2 separate regions of the Mus musculus genome follow, and region 1 is linked to region 2. Evidence: chromatin loops called from intact Hi-C (ENCODE). Cell type or tissue: heart. All regions are shown on one strand.

Region 1 (8,000 bases), 110 kb before region 2:
GATTATAGGATGAGCCACAGATTATTCATTCCTCTGCTTACAAAGTCAAGTCAGAGCTTCAGTAGTTCAAGCCACTTGTAAATGCTCTTTAGAACCACTAGTCAGTTGTTAGTTAAGAACAGTTCAGTCTCCTAAAGCGTGCAGACTTGGTAAGGATGTAACAAAAGAGACGTTTCTAAGACAACCATACAAACAATCAAAAACAATGAGAGCCAAACCTAAAGGAATTTACAAACATACAAATGGATTTATGAATAAGTGAGTTATAATAAAGCCCCAAACCAATCATTAAGATAATGATTCATAATCTTAGCTGACATGCTTTTAGTGTAGCACTGTTTGTTTTTGAAAAGCTGATGCCTCCGGGTGTGGTGGTGCACGCCTTTAATCCCAGCACTCGGGAGGCAGAGGCAGGCGGATTTCTGAGTTCGAGGCCAGCCTGGTCTACAGAGTGAGTTCCAGGACAGCCAGGGCTATACAGAGAAACCCTATCTCGAAAAAACAAAAAACAAAACAAAAACGAAAAGTTGCTGCCTGCAGAGAAGCATGGCTGCCGGTGGAAATAGCAAGAGGCAACACCCTTGGTGCCAACACGTGAATCACAGCAGCAAAAGGCTAGGAATTAGAGCAGACCTAAGCCAAACATATTGTAAACAAGTCCAAAAAGACACTTGCAGAAAATGAGTTCTGTGGCTTCCGTGGTAGAGCACTTGAACAGCATCAATTCCACCGCCACAAAGAAAAAGAAACAGGCGAGCAAAACCCACAGCCAGAAGCACGACACTAACCAGAACAGTAATGAGGGGGGAATGTAAGACATGAAAATGAAGACCTTTTAGATGGGTTGGGGCTGTAGCTCACTTGGTAAAATGTTTGCCTGGCACACAGGAAGCCCTGGGTTCGATCCCTGACACAGGCCTGGCATCCCGGAATGCATGGAGCACAAGTTCAACGTCATCCTGGGTTACACATGAGTTGAGGATAGCTTGGGATTCGTGAAACCCTGCCTCGGTAATTGGAGGAGGAGGCACAGCGGTAGACCATGTACTTTGCATGGGTTCAAACTCCAGCAAAGCTTTAAAAATAAAAAGGTGGCGCACGCCTTTAATCCCAGCACTCCACTCGGGAGGCAGAGGCAGGCGGATTTCTGAGTTCGAGGCCCGCCTGGTCTACAGAGTGAGTTCCAGGACAGCCAGAACTATACAGAGAAACCCAGTCTCGAAAAACCAAAAAAAGAAAAAAAAAAAAGAAAAAAATGTTTTTAATTAATACTAACTTTTAGTAAATTTTCAAATTTACTTTAAAAATGCTAATTAATGTTCAAAGAATCTCTAGGTGGGTGGGTGGGTGGGTGTGTGCGTATCTCAATCTGGTTCCTCTTCTTTTCCCTACCTTCACCTAGCTGGGGTCTAAGCACAGAAGCATTGCTTAGAGAAGAATGTCAGCACTGATTGCCACCACATGTTTACCAATCTCAAACTGCTCTCAACCAAGTGGCTTCCAAGTCAGCTCCTAGTTGGTGTATCACATAGCCCAGGTTCTCTCCCTGCCAGATGACCTTAATCCCTTGAAACTAGAAACCTGTTGCTTCCAAGCCTCTTTGTTTTGATCAAGTTAACCTTTTTACTCTGTACTTCAACTCCCTACTGAGTAAAAATGTAGCTTATGCCAATGAAGAGGGTTGCAAGAATCATGCAGGAGGAGTCCCAAGTGCTATACTGAGAACACAGCAGAAAGGAATCAAGATACACAAAACCCCCTGCTGTCTTGAGGCTATTTATTTTCAGACCTAATTTAGACAGAAAAACTAGCTCCCCTCAGCAGGAACCATTTCGGGCGAAACCTAAAGAATTCGGCATCGCCGAGTAAAATGAGATAAAGGTCAAGTGTATGTGGAGCAAAAGCAGATGCACCTCAAACAGTGTAGCTCTACAAAAAGAAAAAGAGTTCCAAGATATCCACTGCACCAGGCACCCTGATGGGCATTGGAAAGAAATTGTTTGGACCTTCATTTCGAGGGAAGGACATGGAAAGTTCTAGTAGGAGAGTGACATGATCCAACTGTCATGCTGGCTACTGTACCATGAACAGAGTAAAACCAAGCAGGACCAGAAACAATGTCAGTCGTCGTCCCCAACCCCACCCCACCCCCAAGCCCGCCAAGAAATCCCTTTCCCCAGTCTGAAATAGTTCCTATGTGCTAAGTTTTCCCCTCATCTCTGGCAAAAGGGATACATTAACATATCTCTGTGGTTCTCATTGGCGTGTCAAGGTCAATGGTAGCCTCCACACTTCCTTATTCCATACTCACAAGTCCCCCACCCCCTAACCCAGCCCACAGGCCCAGGTATGGCTTCCATATAACCCAGAAGATCTTACACACACACACACACACACACACACACACACACACACACGTATACCCCCCTACATCCCCCCACCCCGCATCTTGCTGCTCTCCTCAGAGACAGCCTTGGCAGTTTAAAATAAACTTCTTACCCTTGTACCCATGCTTCATTGGTACCCATTTTCATTCAAATAGAAGAAACTAGTAAAGTCCAGAATGTGAGGTAGCCAAGGGGCTGTAGAGAATTGCATGGAACACATTAGAAGGGGCAGCATCTGCCAATTATTAGGGCTTTGGGGGCAGCCTAGATCTGTAGCCAGCACTCAATAACCTTTTAATAATTATTCATTTCCTTCTCCTTTTTCAGTCCTTCCCCCTACTCTCAATTCGGGTTTTAATTTCCTTTGGCAGAAAATATAAAGATACTTGCGTCTGTAGCCCTAATCTCAAAGTCACTAATGCCTTGATTTTTGTTGTTTTGTTTCTTTTGAGACAGGGTTTCTCTGTGTAATTCTGGCCATACTGGAACTCTCATGGTAGACCAGGTGGGCCTCAAACTCAAGAGATCCACCTGCTTCTGCCGCCCAAGCACTGGGATTAAAGGTGTGCGCCAACACCAGCAGGCTCTCTAATACCGCGCTATCAAACCTCATGATCACTCTGTAGACCTAAGAATACAAAGCGGAGCTTGTAACATTAAAACAACAATGTAGCTATCCTAGTCTGCTAGTCTCTACAAAAGTGATTTCTCTAAGGCTCAAAACATAAAAATGTTTCCTTTTTTCCAGCGGGGGAGCTCTGAAGTGTCGGGAAGAATTTCACACATCCCAGGCTAGCCTCAACTCACAAAGTAGCTGAGGATGACCTTGAATTTCTGACCCTAGGGCATTCACCGCCTGAGTACCAGGATTACAGGCCTGTACCACCATACTTGACATGTGCCGATAACTCTCTGGAGTCCAGCCAGCGCTCCTAAGAAACATCCGTACAAAGCTAGTTTGTTCTAGACTTCACCTGAAATGGCCCAAAAGCAAATCATATAATACTAAAATGTAGGCAGGGTTTATTTACTGATACATCCCAAGAACTCGCAGGATCCAAAGTTTAAGGCCAGCCTAGATAAAAAGCGCGGTTTTATAAACAACTGTATAAAGAACAACCACAGTCATCTGTAAAGTGGAAGGCACAGAGGGAAAATGTTCTTTAGTAAATTTAATTAAGGACACTTAACAGTACCTGACATATAAGGGCAAACATAACTGTTAAAGTAAAAAATTGATACATCAAGCCCTATTTTCGCCTTTTCCTTGATCATAAATGCCATTATAAGTGCAACCACAGACAGTAACTATGTTTCCAAGAAATAAATGGGAGGGAGGTGCCCTCATCGGGAGCTTGTGGAGAGGAAGGGCAAGATCTATGGCAAAGGTATTAAGGAGACAAAGAGATTAAGTATCTTAATTTTGGGACTTAGATACATTGTAGCTTTGCTCCCACGAAGGTAATGCCGGGAAGAGGAGGGGTCTGTAGGGACCCAACAGTCCCAGTGAGCTCACTCACCTCTAATGCTGCCTGGGGATCCCCGTCGATCAGAGCATCTGAGAAGCTCTGGAAAAGCCTGCCAAGAAAACAACGACTTCAGCAGGTCTCTCTAATCAAGGAAAGAATAGAAAGACAAACAGCAAAGGTGAAGAAAATCACGCACCGCTGGGACGATGCAGGTCCTGCTGCAGCTGCCGCCATCCCTAGGAGTCAAGAAAGCTTCTGCCTGAGCGTTTCTACCTTGGTTACCAGCTCCGCCGCCGCCCAGGAAGGGAAAACTTCTAAAGAAACCCCAACTGAGCTTCCGTCCTCCGTAGCCAATCAGCGGTCGCGCAGCATGCAGCCGCGGAAAAGGAGGCGAAGGGTGGGCAGGTAGGCGCGGGGCCGGCTGGGAAAGAGGAGGAAACGCTCTCCGGCCCCGCCCCTACCCGTGACGCAGCCAAGCCCCCGCCCCGAGGGCGTGGCCGTGAGTCCCGCGCCCCGCCGTACGCCCGTGGGGGATCCGGCATGGCTTGTAAGCTTTGAAATATTGTCTCGGAGCCCACTGTAAGGTACTGGGGATCCGTCGGGAGGTAGTTCTGGCTTCGCTAAGGAGTGTCACGTTAAGCTCCGTTTACTCCGGTTTTCATCATGGCTACCGCCGGCGGCCAAGTTGTGCGTGACGTCACTCGTGGCAGCCAGGTCTTTTCCGGCAGCAGAGCCCGGGATGGCGCATCAGTTCGCATGACTCTCTCCGTGGAGAACCCGGACGGCCTGGCTCGCCGGAAGTCACGTTACCGGCATGGAGGACGGAGTTTTCCGGAGGGCCTGCCAGATGCCAGAGCTCCACACCCCAAGCTTCCTTCCTAAGTCGGCTTTCCAAACCAAGAAAAGCCTGTTTCACAAGCACCGCGTGGATGAAAGTGACCTATAGCTAATGGTCTTATTGCTGCTTTGTGTTCTAAGTAACCAGTAAGCCCCCCGTCCCCCGCCGTCCTTAGAGCCAAACATCACACTAGGAAGTTTCCTGCGAATTCTTTGAAACTGAGTGGTAAGGGGCAACAGGAGGGAGTGGCAGTTATAGGTTCACCAAACTTGATTTAAAAGCTCTTGATAACGCTCAGTAACTCGTTTTACCAAGTCTGTTTTAGTAGGTGAAATGATTGAAGTGGTCGTTGGCTTCCTCAAACAAGATATATATAAGACCTCAGTCTGGAAACATGACAGTCCACGAAGAAAAAGAAATTACAGTTCAGGCATTTGTGTACATATCCCCACTGTTAAACTCGCCCACTTTTCTGAGTTCTAACTTTAAAAGACCTAAGTTTTGTCTTCCCCACTTTTCTAGCACGTTTTCCATACTGGCCAAACGCCTAGTTGTGCTTGCTAGCTATCGTGGGTATTATAATTTTTTGTTACAACCTCAACCTACCAATCAATCACCCCTTGCAGATGCAAAAAATAACGGTGGGAGGACGTTTGAAAATACAGAGAAACTTGAGCCCATATTCAAGATGGAGAAACGGAGGTTACAAAGATTTAAGTATGTATGGGGTCATCAAGAGATGGAAGTGTGGAATACTACAAAGTTTAAAGTGTAACACATTTGCCACCTGTAGGTATATCCCATCTGTATTGTAAATGGGTTGTTTGAAGGGGGGGGGGGGTCGAGCCGGGGCGGGGAAGGGCTGATAGAAGATAACAGGTCCCAGAAAGGAATCTGAATCCACTTGTGGGAAAGGAGAAGTAGGTGGGAGAGACACTTGAGGCAGACCAGGGCCAGCTGGCCACTAAACTCAAAGAGGTGCAGGTTTCAGGTTTTAGTAAGTACTGAGAAGATCAAATTAGCTCAACTAAACTGAAGCTAAGCAGATCTGTAAGGGAAGGTAGAGAGCATCGTTTTGGATCTTTCCATTCAAGGTTGTTTTCCGTTTCTGTGAACCCTGCAGAAACTAGACTGTAAAAGAACAGATGCATAACGATGAGGAGTGTCTTCTGCATAATGTCTTTAAAGGAAATGTTAGTTTTGTTCCGTTTGCAGTTCTTTGCATGGCTGGGTGTGACTTCCTTCTTGGATGCATTTATTGCAGACACCTTGTGCCAGTTGGCATCTCTTAATATCGTCTGAAACAAGTTTTCACACAGATCAATTTATAATCATTTCTTTTTTAAAAATATTTTTATTACGTATTTTCCTCAGTTACATTTCCAATGCTATCCCAAAAGTCCCCCATACCCTCCCCCCCACTCCCCTACACACCCATTCCCACTTTTTGGCCCTGGCGTTCCCCTGTACTGGGGCATATAAAGTTTGCGTGTCCAATGGGCCTCTCTTTCCAGTGATGGCCAACTAGACCATCTTTTGATACATATGGAGCTAGAGTCAAGAGCTCTGGGGTACTGGTTAGTTCATAATGTTGTTGCACCTACAGGGTTGCAGATCTCTTTAGCTCCTTGGATACTTTCTCTAGCTCCTCCATTGGGGGCCCTGTGATCCATCCAATAGCTGACTGTGAGCATCCACTTATGTGTTTGCTAGGCCCCGGCCTAGTCTCACAAGAGACAGCTATATCAGGGTCCTTTCAGCAAACGCTTGCTAGTGTATGCAATGGTGTCAGCGTTTGGAGGCTAATTATGGGATGGATCCCTGGATATGGCAGTCTCTAGATGGTCCATCCTTTTGTCTCAGCTCCAAACTTTGTCCTGTAACTCCTTCCATGGGTGATTGTTTCCAATTCTAAGAAGGGGCAAAGTGTCCACACTTTGGTCTTCGTTCTTCTTCAGTTTATAATCATTTCTTTTGTGCCATGTGTAAGACTCTCTCTACTCAAAGGCTCTTGAAACATTTCTTTTAGATCGCTCACTTTCCACATTTAAGTCTATTGTTTACTCTGACAACTTTTTTGAAAGTATAACAAGGGATAAAAGTCCATTATTTTATTCTCCATACAGATACCAACTAACCCAACCCCACTTACTGAAAAAAAAAAATCATTTCCCCTTAAACTTGATGGCAACTTCATTGCTTTATTCAAAATTCAAGGCATCTTTGGAAATGGAATTGCCAGGCTTACCGGCAAATTCATTTTGAGTTTTCTAGAGTCTAAAACTGTAGTTTCTGTGCCTACTAAATGATCCAGTCTTAAGTAGTTTTATTATAGTGGCACAAATGAATTGCTATCTTCCTGTTCAGTGTAAAGCTCTACTGACCCAAGTTAAAAGATTTGGTTTAGGGTCTGGTGAGTTGGCTCAGCAGATAATTGTATTTGTTACACAAGCCTAGAGAACCGAGTTTGCTCCCAGGTACTTAGGTAAAGGTGGAAGGGGAGAACCAACTCCACAAAGATGCTCTTGGACCCCTCTCCCTCTCCCTCCCCTCTCACACACTAACAAAATTTAGTTTAGCTGGGCTTGGTGACACATACTTTTAATCTCTAGTTGTGAGTCTGAGACAGGGATTGCCAAGAGTGCAAGGTCAGCTTGGGTTAAATAATGATTCAAAGTCAGACAGAGCTATACATTGAGAGCCCCCCTTGGGGGAGAAAACTTTTCTGCAAGCTATTTATAGTATTCTAATATTATATACCTACAAAATTTCATTAGTAGGCTGGAGAGATGACTCAGAGGTTAAGAGCACTGGCTGTTCTCCCAGGGAATCAGAGGTTCGATCCCCACACCCACCCACCCATCTGGCAGCTCATACACATCTGTTAGTCTTCGGGTATCCAACACCTCCAGGCTTCAAGAGGCACTTCACAAATGTGGCTCCTTAGGGTTTCTACTGCTGTGACAAAACGCCATGGTCAGAAAGCAAGTTAAGGAGGAAAGGGTTTCTTTTACTTCCACATTGCTGTTTCTCATGAAGGTAAAGTCAGGCCAGGAACCTGATGCAGAGGCCACAGATAGATGCTGCTTACTAGCTTGCTCCCATGGCTTGTTCATCCTGCCTTATAGAACCCAGGGCCACCTGCCCAGGGATAGTACCACCCACATTAGGCTGGGCTCTCTCCCATTGATCACGAGTTGAGAAAATGCCCTACCGCTGGATCTCAAAAAGGCATTTCCTCAACTGAGGCTCCCTTCTCTGTGATGACTCTAGCTTGTGTCAAGTTGACACAAAACCAGCCAGTAC
Region 2 (8,000 bases):
GGCGGGGGGGGCGGGGGGGGGAGAGGGCGGGGGCCGCATGTAGGGATGCTTCAGTGGCTAAGAGCATTTGCTGTTCTTAAAGGGACCCAGGTTCAGTTCTTAGCTCCCAGTGGTGACTCCAGTCCTAAGGAATTGAACAACCTCCTCTACCTCTGTGACACCCAGCACCCTCTTGGTACCCACGCATCCCTGTGACAAGATGCTCATACACATAAAGGAATCTTTTTCAAAATTTGGAGAAGGGCCAGTGAAATGGCTCAGTAGGCAAAAGTACCGGTGCCAAGGCTGACAACCGGAGTCGTATCCCAGGGGTCCGAGTGGTAGAGAGAGAAAACTGAGTCCTACAAGTTAGCTTCTCAACAGAGGGATGGAGGGGTTATGAGAGGGACAAGAGAGAATATTCTTTTTAATATAAAAAAAGGTGAACAGGTTAATTGCAGCCAAAAGCAAGCAAGGAAAGAAAACATGAATGAACAAGCAAGGTAAATTAACCAGAAAGTAACTAAAAAGAGAGAGACTGGCTAATGTGTCCAGAAAGGCCTTTCTGAGAAAGGCAGGCAGGCCTGAGATGAGGGGAGGTGGAGGCAGAAGAACAAGTGTTAATAAAACCCCGAGGCACACTCAAGAGTCAGCCACAAGGCCAACGGTGGCTGAGGGGCAGTGATGGCCAGACAGGCAGTTGAAATGGGGAAGCAGAGGCCTTGGGGCAGCGGAACGGCTCTGGATTTGGCCTAACTCACCTTGTCTCCTACTCCTCCCTTTCCATGGAGCTTTCACACCTCTCCTGGCTGCACCTGACAGTAGCAACTATCACCACATGGCCTGGGTGAATTAGCACTCAGTTGGTACAGCTAGCTATTTGTGGTCTAGACAGAGCACCTTAGACACCAGCAACCCAACAAAAGAATCTTCAGATATTTATCAAATATTATTTCCCAGCTATTCAGGAATTATTAAGGTCTTGCAAAGGACACCTGCAATTCACTCCCATAATTTAAACCCAGACTTCACTGGGCATGATGGCCCATGCCTTTAATCCCAGCACTTGGGAGGCAGAGGCAGGCGGGTTTCTGAGTTCGAGGCCAGGCTGGTCTACAAAGTGGTCTACAAAGTGAGTTCCAGGACAGCCGTGGCTTTACAGAGAAACCCTGTCTCCAAAAACAACAACAACAAAAACCCAGTCTTCATCCTTATAAAGTCTAATTAATCGCTTTTCCATTCTATTGATTTGAAAATATTCAACACCTAAACATAAAAGCTACAGGCACGCAACAGTCTGCGTTTTCCTCTACTGTCTGAGTCTTTTGAAGTAAGATTTCTTGTTTCACACACCACGGCCACACTCAAGCTTTTCAGAGACGAAGCTGGGTGTGGCAGAACACATCTGCTAACCTGGGCTATGATAGTAAGAATCAGTCTCACAATAACAAGAACAACACAGAACAAAGAGTCAAAAATGTTTGCAGAACTCTCCTGATATAAAAGGTCGACCCTTGATTAAAAGAATGTGTAACCTCCTCAAACTTGCAAAGTTTGAAATTCCTGCCTCTCTTCTTGCTCTGCCACCAGCTCCCCCCAGGCACCGCATGCCTACCGACCCCTACTTCCTGCTAGTCTCCGGGTCCCAGTCTCATCCACCTCAGGTTTTATGATTTACATTCCCCACTGGGAGAAATCCAACCAGTTCTTCAAGGTGCAGGGCAAACACTCTCTATTCTTGCCCTTCCCTGAGCCAAATCTCCACCCCACCTCTAGGAACAATTGTGTGTAACTCGGACCCTGCCTGCCTGTTCCCCACCTGGCCCAGAGCTAGACAGAGGACATCTTGGGGAGGAATGCTCTCACCGTACCACTGTCCTAAACTCACCCCAAACATGCAGTATGCCCACCGGCGATCACTTACTCTTCCATCTATGATAACACAGGCTTTATTCAGCACCGGTCAAATACTTGCAAAAATTAAACAAAGCAGGGATAGGAGTCCTTTCTTCCAAATCTAGAACAAAGTGCCTGGTTCTAACCTATCTACACTCTGTGGAGAATGTGCTGCTCTGGAGAACCTAGGCGGCTGCTCGAGAGGTTCGAAGCATTTGTTGCTCCTGCGGAAATGAAGGCTTGATTCCCCAGCACCCAAATAGGGAGGCCCACAACCACCCATTGCTCCAATTTCCAGGATCTGGCCTGTTCTGACCTCCCTGGGCACCAGGCACACAGGTGGCACACAGGAAGGCAAACATTCATAAACATAAGGAATTGTAATTAACTTAAAAAAAAAAATCGAGTCTGGTGCCATAAGCCTGTGACCTGAGCACTGAAGAGGCAGGAGGTGCAAGAGCAAAGGAGATCTTCATCACCGCAGAGACTTTGAGGCTACCCTGGGGTACGTGAGACTGAGATGAGGTCTGAACAGACTCACCTTACCCTCAGGCCCACTGCTGAGAGGCAGAAGCAGGAGGACCATAAACCTCAGCAGCTCCGGCTCCTAGTGAGTTCTAGGCTATCTCGAGCCACACGGAGAAACTATCGTAGTAATATAATGATGGTGACACGCTTACGGCTCTAAAGCTAGAAGACACCACTACACTCAGGTCAAAGACCTTCGCACGATCCCATAGCTAAGGACTGGAGGCCAAAGGGATTCTATCCAGCCACTACCCACCTACCTAAAGCGCCTGCTGTTCAGCAGGCACCTCAAAACATCTGGAGGTGGGGGGTGGGGAACCTGACATGCATAAGGACTTGTGTTAATGTTTTAAATATTCGCTAAAGGAGTTTTCTAGGTTTAATTTTTACGAGGAAAGGCTCATTAATCCCTAATCGCATAGATCACATTAACAGCTATTTTCAAACTCAGCTGTGCCAGTTAAGGCTATAAAATATTGTTGGGAACACACAAACAACCAAAACTTCTGCTCAGTAATGGTTTTGACCAGAAACTCATCCGCCGGAGTCAGTTTTTCCTTATTTGTGCCCAAAGGCCCAACAGACTAAACATTACAGCTGCCCCAATTTTCTAATTTCAACTTGCATTTATGATAACGCTTTTGTTTCGTGTACGGCGCTCAGGCTGCTGACACAGCTGGGCCGCTTCTTTGTAATAAACACAGGGCTTCTATATTTAAAAGTACAGTGCAACTTTGTTGTAACATCCCCTCCCCAGTCTCCGGGCTAATTTTCTGTCTTCCAAGCTCCACCTCCATCCCATGATTTTTTTTTTTTTTTAAATCAGTGACGCTCCAAACAGCCTCCGGGAAAGCCGGCTCTGTTCTTTCAAGACATCTCATCCCAGTGGTATTTTTCTTCTCCGCAGTTTGCCGTGTGTTTGAAGAGGAAAGGGGAGTTAGAAGGAAAATAAGAGACATTCTGCAAAAGCCTTGAGGCGAGGGTTGCTGGGGGGGGGGGGGAGCGGTGGACCGGGCTCGGGTGCACGCGGCGGGGGTCCTAGAGCCCAGCCGGCGACAAGGGATCGGCGGGGGTCTGGCGATAGGGAGCAGCGGGGTGGTCTCCAGCCGCTGTTGACAGTAACTGGAGCGCAGCGGGCACGCCCCGGCCCGCCGAGTAGGAAGGGGGCGGCGGAGCAGGGTGTGGGCCGAGGGGGCACCCGGGCGGGGGGAGATAAGGCGAGGCCCAAGTTAATCATCACCTCCCGAGCGCCTGGAAAAGTACGGGCTGAGGGCGGGGTACAGCCGCGGGGAAAGCGAAACTCCTCTCGCAGCGGGCCCGAGAGCGGCCGCCGCGCTCCTCCGGCCTCCGAGAGCCAAGCTCCCATCCACGGGAGCAACTACACTGCCTGCTCCCAAACTCACCCCGAACACGGCTGCAGAAGTCAGCCAGAGCCACTAAGCAAGTAAACTCAACTAGAGCAAAAAGTGACACTGTTCCCATACCGGGAGTCGAACCCGGGCCGCCTGGGTGAAAACCAGGAATCCTAACCGCTAGACCATATGGGAAGTGCTGCTACAAGCACTGCTGTGACCCACCTGACTAGCGTCAGCGCCGCTACCACTCAGCCACTCTGCTGCAACTCGCGCCGCCGAAGCCGCCCCCGCGGCCGCTGCCCCACGCGCGGGCACGAGCCCGGCGGAGCGCGCGGGCGTGGCGGGGGGGAGGAGCGGGGCCGGTGCGCGCCCCTGGAAAGTTCTGAGCCGAAGCCGGGCGCCCCGTGCGCTCCCGGAACGGGCGGCTGCGCCTTTCTTTCTCAGCCGTCAGGTCCCGGGCTGCTCCCCGGTCACAGAGCGGGCGGGCAAGCCGGCAAAGCCGAGGGCGGCGCCGGCTGTGGGAACGGCGGCGTGCGGCCGGGGCTGGGGGGAGGCGATCGAGCCTCTCGGCTGCGAGCCAGCTCGGGAGTGGAGGTTCTGGATCCCGGGAGGCGTGAGGACCGCGGGATGGAGCCTGGGTCGGACGCTCGGGGCCCGCGGCTCCGGTCCCGTCGCGCTTTCGTCCCTTCTGGGTGACCTCAACCCCTTTATACCGACCCCACCTCTCAGGCGCCGCGAGTACCGCCCCGTGGGGGAGGGGAAGAGGCGGTGACAACCGCGCGCGCGGGTTGGGCCGTCGCGGCCGCCGTAGTCCACCCGTGGAAACGCCGTACCCGGGGGGGACGCCGAGACCGAGAGGTCCTGGCTTGAGCCACCGGCGGACATCAGTGAGCGGGATCGCGGGCTGCCCGCGGAGCTGCCGCCGTCATGTGAGTCGGGTCGGGTCGGGTCGGGCTTGCGCCGCCAGGCGCCCGCGAGTGGCCTCCTCCCGCCCCTCCGCTCGCCCGGGGCCGCCCGACCTGCGGGGCCGGTTCTCTCGGAGACGCGGCCGCCCTCTAGGCAGGAGCCGGGGACTCGGGTGCCGCCCCCGCCCGCCCGCCGGGGCCCGGGCCCGGGGCCGGGGTGGCGCTGCGGCCTCAGACGTCCAGGGGCTTTTCCCAGCCTCGCGTCCCCAGAACGAATGAATTAGCTAGAAGGGCACGGGAAAGAGAAATACTTTGAGACTTCTTCATCTCGGTGCAGTGTGATTTACCTTCACCGGAGAGCAGTTTTCCACGGACTTTAGCTTTACATAAATAATACAACTGCTTTGCTAAGACAGAAGTCCGAAAACAGCCTTATATCCCATTTTTTAACAACTGTAAAAATTCCTTTCAATTTTTGGATAAGCTTAGAGTTGTTTTTATCTTTTCAGGGCCGACTACTGGAAGTCACAACCAAAGAAATTCTGTGATTACTGCAAGTGCTGGATAGCAGACAATAGGCCTGTATGAAATTTTTATTAAAATATTCACGTGATGTGTTGTTTTTTTGACTTTAGTGTGTATAAGCCACTTTCGTGTATAGTGCTCTTTATTCTTCAAAACCTAAAAAGGTTTCTTTTGTTTGATTCCTCTTATGAAAGCTATAGCCTTCTCCTTTTCATCAATCTGACTTTGATTTTAAGGCCAAATTATTTCTGGGGACTTTGAGGAAATGGACAGTGAGTGGGATAATCTTGTTTATGGAATACCTGCCCCTTAAAAAGGAATATTGTAGTTTTTCCTGTTCTCCACAGGAAGGAGAACAGCATTATTCCCTGGTGAGATACAAAGGGAGCAGCTGTAATATACCTTATGCTGAAAGCCTTGAGCCCACTATTTTTGCAAGGGGGTTGGGGGCGGTGATTTTTCAAGACAGGGTTTCCAGACAGCAACTCACTCTGTAGACCAGGCTAGCCCGCAGCCCACAGAGATCTACTTGGCTTTGCTTCCCAAGTGCTGGCAAAAAAGGTGTGTACCATGGCTAGACTCCTAGATCCAACTTTTTGTTTGTTTGTTTGTTTTTTTGTTTTTCAAGACAGGGTTTCTCTGTATAGCCCTGGCTGTCCTGAAACTCAGGCTATTGTAGACCAGGCTGACCTCGCGGAGTGCTGGGATTAAAGGTGTGCACCACCACTTAGATCCAACTTTTAAAGCATAAAGTAAGACGTCAGCTGGCTTTCTTCCCTCTTAGACATTCTACAATCAGACAAGCTACTGTATCAAAAGCTGTGGGCTATGGGGACTGGAGAGATGGCTTCACAGTCAGTAACAACTCCTGCTCTTGCAGAGGGTTGAGGTTCAGTTCCCAGTACCCACATGGCAGTTCGACACTACCTGTAACTCCAGTTTCAGGGTGTCCGACAGCCTCTTCTGACCTCCATTAGCGGCTATGCTCATGTCCTTACACACTCACAGGGGCGTAGACCCAGAAAATACGTTTTGAAAAACTACAGGGTCAGCAAGGGCAGAGGTGGTTCCCATCTTTAATCCCAGTATCCAGAGGCTATTAAGCAGATCTCCGAGCTCAAGGGCCGCTTGTTCTACAGAGTGAGTTCAAGGACAGCCAGATCTACGCAGAGAGATCCTGTCTTGAAAAAGCAAACCCTATAGTGTCTTGCATATACATAACGTATTACTTGGCAGAACTATTGTACACCACGGAATGATGCCATATTTTGTGCTACAGTCTGCCATTACACACTACTAAATCATCTTAGGCTTTGAGAGGAGTTTTGCTCTTCCCTTTGGCTTTGCTAGTAGGTGCTAAAGATTGTGCATATTTTATTTGGCTTAGGCTAATCCCTACCAAAACTGCCATGAGATTTTAAAACCACATAAATTGAAAAAAATATCCCAGGAGGTACCTATGCAATAAAATAACTTTAATGAGTTATGAAAATAAATTATCTTTCTAGAGGTCTGTGTGCATCTCCCTACATATCTAGTAATTTATTAGTGAAAACTATTTAATTTTGAATGGTGCTTTAATACAGTATTCTTTGTGTGGTATAATCAGCTGTAAGTAACTCGGTATAGGAACAATAGAGACAACTGTTTGCCTTACAAACTCTAGCTTTAAAGAGGTACTCTGAGGAGTATATTAGAATAGCTCCATTAATACATCATACAGGGTTTGATTGACAGGACTTTTAGGGTACTTCTTATTTCTTTCCACCAGACATCTATAATTTGTGAGAACTTCTGGATATTTATGTAGGCCCCAGTGCTCAGTCAGCCATCCCTGTCCCCAGCCATCTAATTATGTTACTCTTCAGAAGTCACCTCCCCCTTTGCTCAGGTCCATCCTTTCATTGTTTCTGTGTGTATGTATTTTATTCCATCTTGTTCACAGGGTACAGAGGTTTTTTTAACTGAACAGTGTATCCTGAAGGTGTCTCCCATGTCAGTACATAGGGAACTGTGTGCTGCCTTTCTGTTCAATAAAAGCCTGTGGGAGTGCACGCAGTTCACTTACCCAGTCTCCAGTAGATAAACTACAAGATTGTTGCTACAAACAGTCACTTTGTTTTACTACATCATTTTGCACAATGTGAGGAATTTTTTAAAGTGTGTGTCTGTGTGTTGTTGCTGTTGTTGTTGTTGTTGTGGATGTTCTCTGGTATGCGAATAGCAGAGGACAACTTCAGGAGTCTGTTCTTCTATCATGTGGGTCCTGGGGGTTGAATCTGGTGGTCAGGTTTGGTGGTAAGCACCTTTACCCACTAAGCCATCTTACCTGCCCAAACAAGGAATTTTTAAGTATCTATTTTTCTTAATATTTTAAAAACAAAGTCTTTTACCTGCTTTGGCTTTTTGAGACAGGGTTTCTCTGTGTAGCCCTGGCTATCCTGGAACTACCTCTGTAGACTAAGGTGGCCTCTAACTCAGAGATCTGCCTGCCTCTGCTTCCTGAGTGCTTAAAAGATTAAAACAGCGCTCCACCACTGCCCAACTAATGCCAAGCTTTAAGGATAATTTTTATTTCTCTTAGAAAAACAGAGCAATGAAATTCTAGAGGCTTAACCAGTTTTGACATTTAATGTGGGTGGTGGTGTTGCTGTGGCTTTTATTTGTTTGGTGGTGGTTGTTTTAGTTTGGGGAGATAGGGCACTTTTGTTATTCTCTTTTTGTTTTGAGACACTTAAGCAAATAGCTTCAGGTGGCCTGGAACTTGACCAGTGTTCACAGTGCTGGGGTTTTTGGGGTTACAGGTATATGC

The links. Hi-C counts contacts between places; a loop is a spot of excess contacts. Peaks named below come from ENCODE experiments on the same cell type or tissue, not always from the same donor. Only the 100,000 strongest peaks of a DNase experiment are listed, where the experiment ranks them.
Region 1: it touches region 2 in a loop (4-fold over the local background); 12 of 42 quality-filtered maps call a loop at or near these places.

Annotation. Positions count from the first base shown.
Region 1 is chr14:79,583,919-79,591,918 of GRCm38, reverse strand. Sugt1 (SGT1, suppressor of G2 allele of SKP1 (S. cerevisiae)) reads right to left here and starts at 4,259. Exons shown (of 13, transcript NM_026474.6): 1 at 4,053-4,259; 2 at 3,908-3,965. The coding sequence starts at 4,090. In heart, no CTCF peak of the experiment used is centred here; DNase peaks (open chromatin) are centred at 4,238 and 4,648; H3K4me3 peaks cover 2,808 bases; H3K27ac peaks cover 1,911 bases.
Region 2 is chr14:79,477,618-79,485,617 of GRCm38, reverse strand. It overlaps Wbp4 (WW domain binding protein 4), which reads left to right and starts at 4,350. Exons shown (of 10, transcript NM_018765.3): 1 at 4,350-4,687; 2 at 5,173-5,245. The coding sequence starts at 4,686. It overlaps Elf1 (E74-like factor 1), which reads right to left and starts at 4,424. Exons shown (of 9, transcript NM_007920.4): 1 at 3,981-4,424. n-TEttc4 (a tRNA gene) reads right to left here and starts at 3,950; the gene lies at 3,879-3,950. In heart, CTCF peaks have their summits at 4,613 and 4,812; DNase peaks (open chromatin) are centred at 2,387, 3,197, 4,047 and 4,537; H3K4me3 peaks cover 4,325 bases; H3K27ac peaks cover 4,174 bases.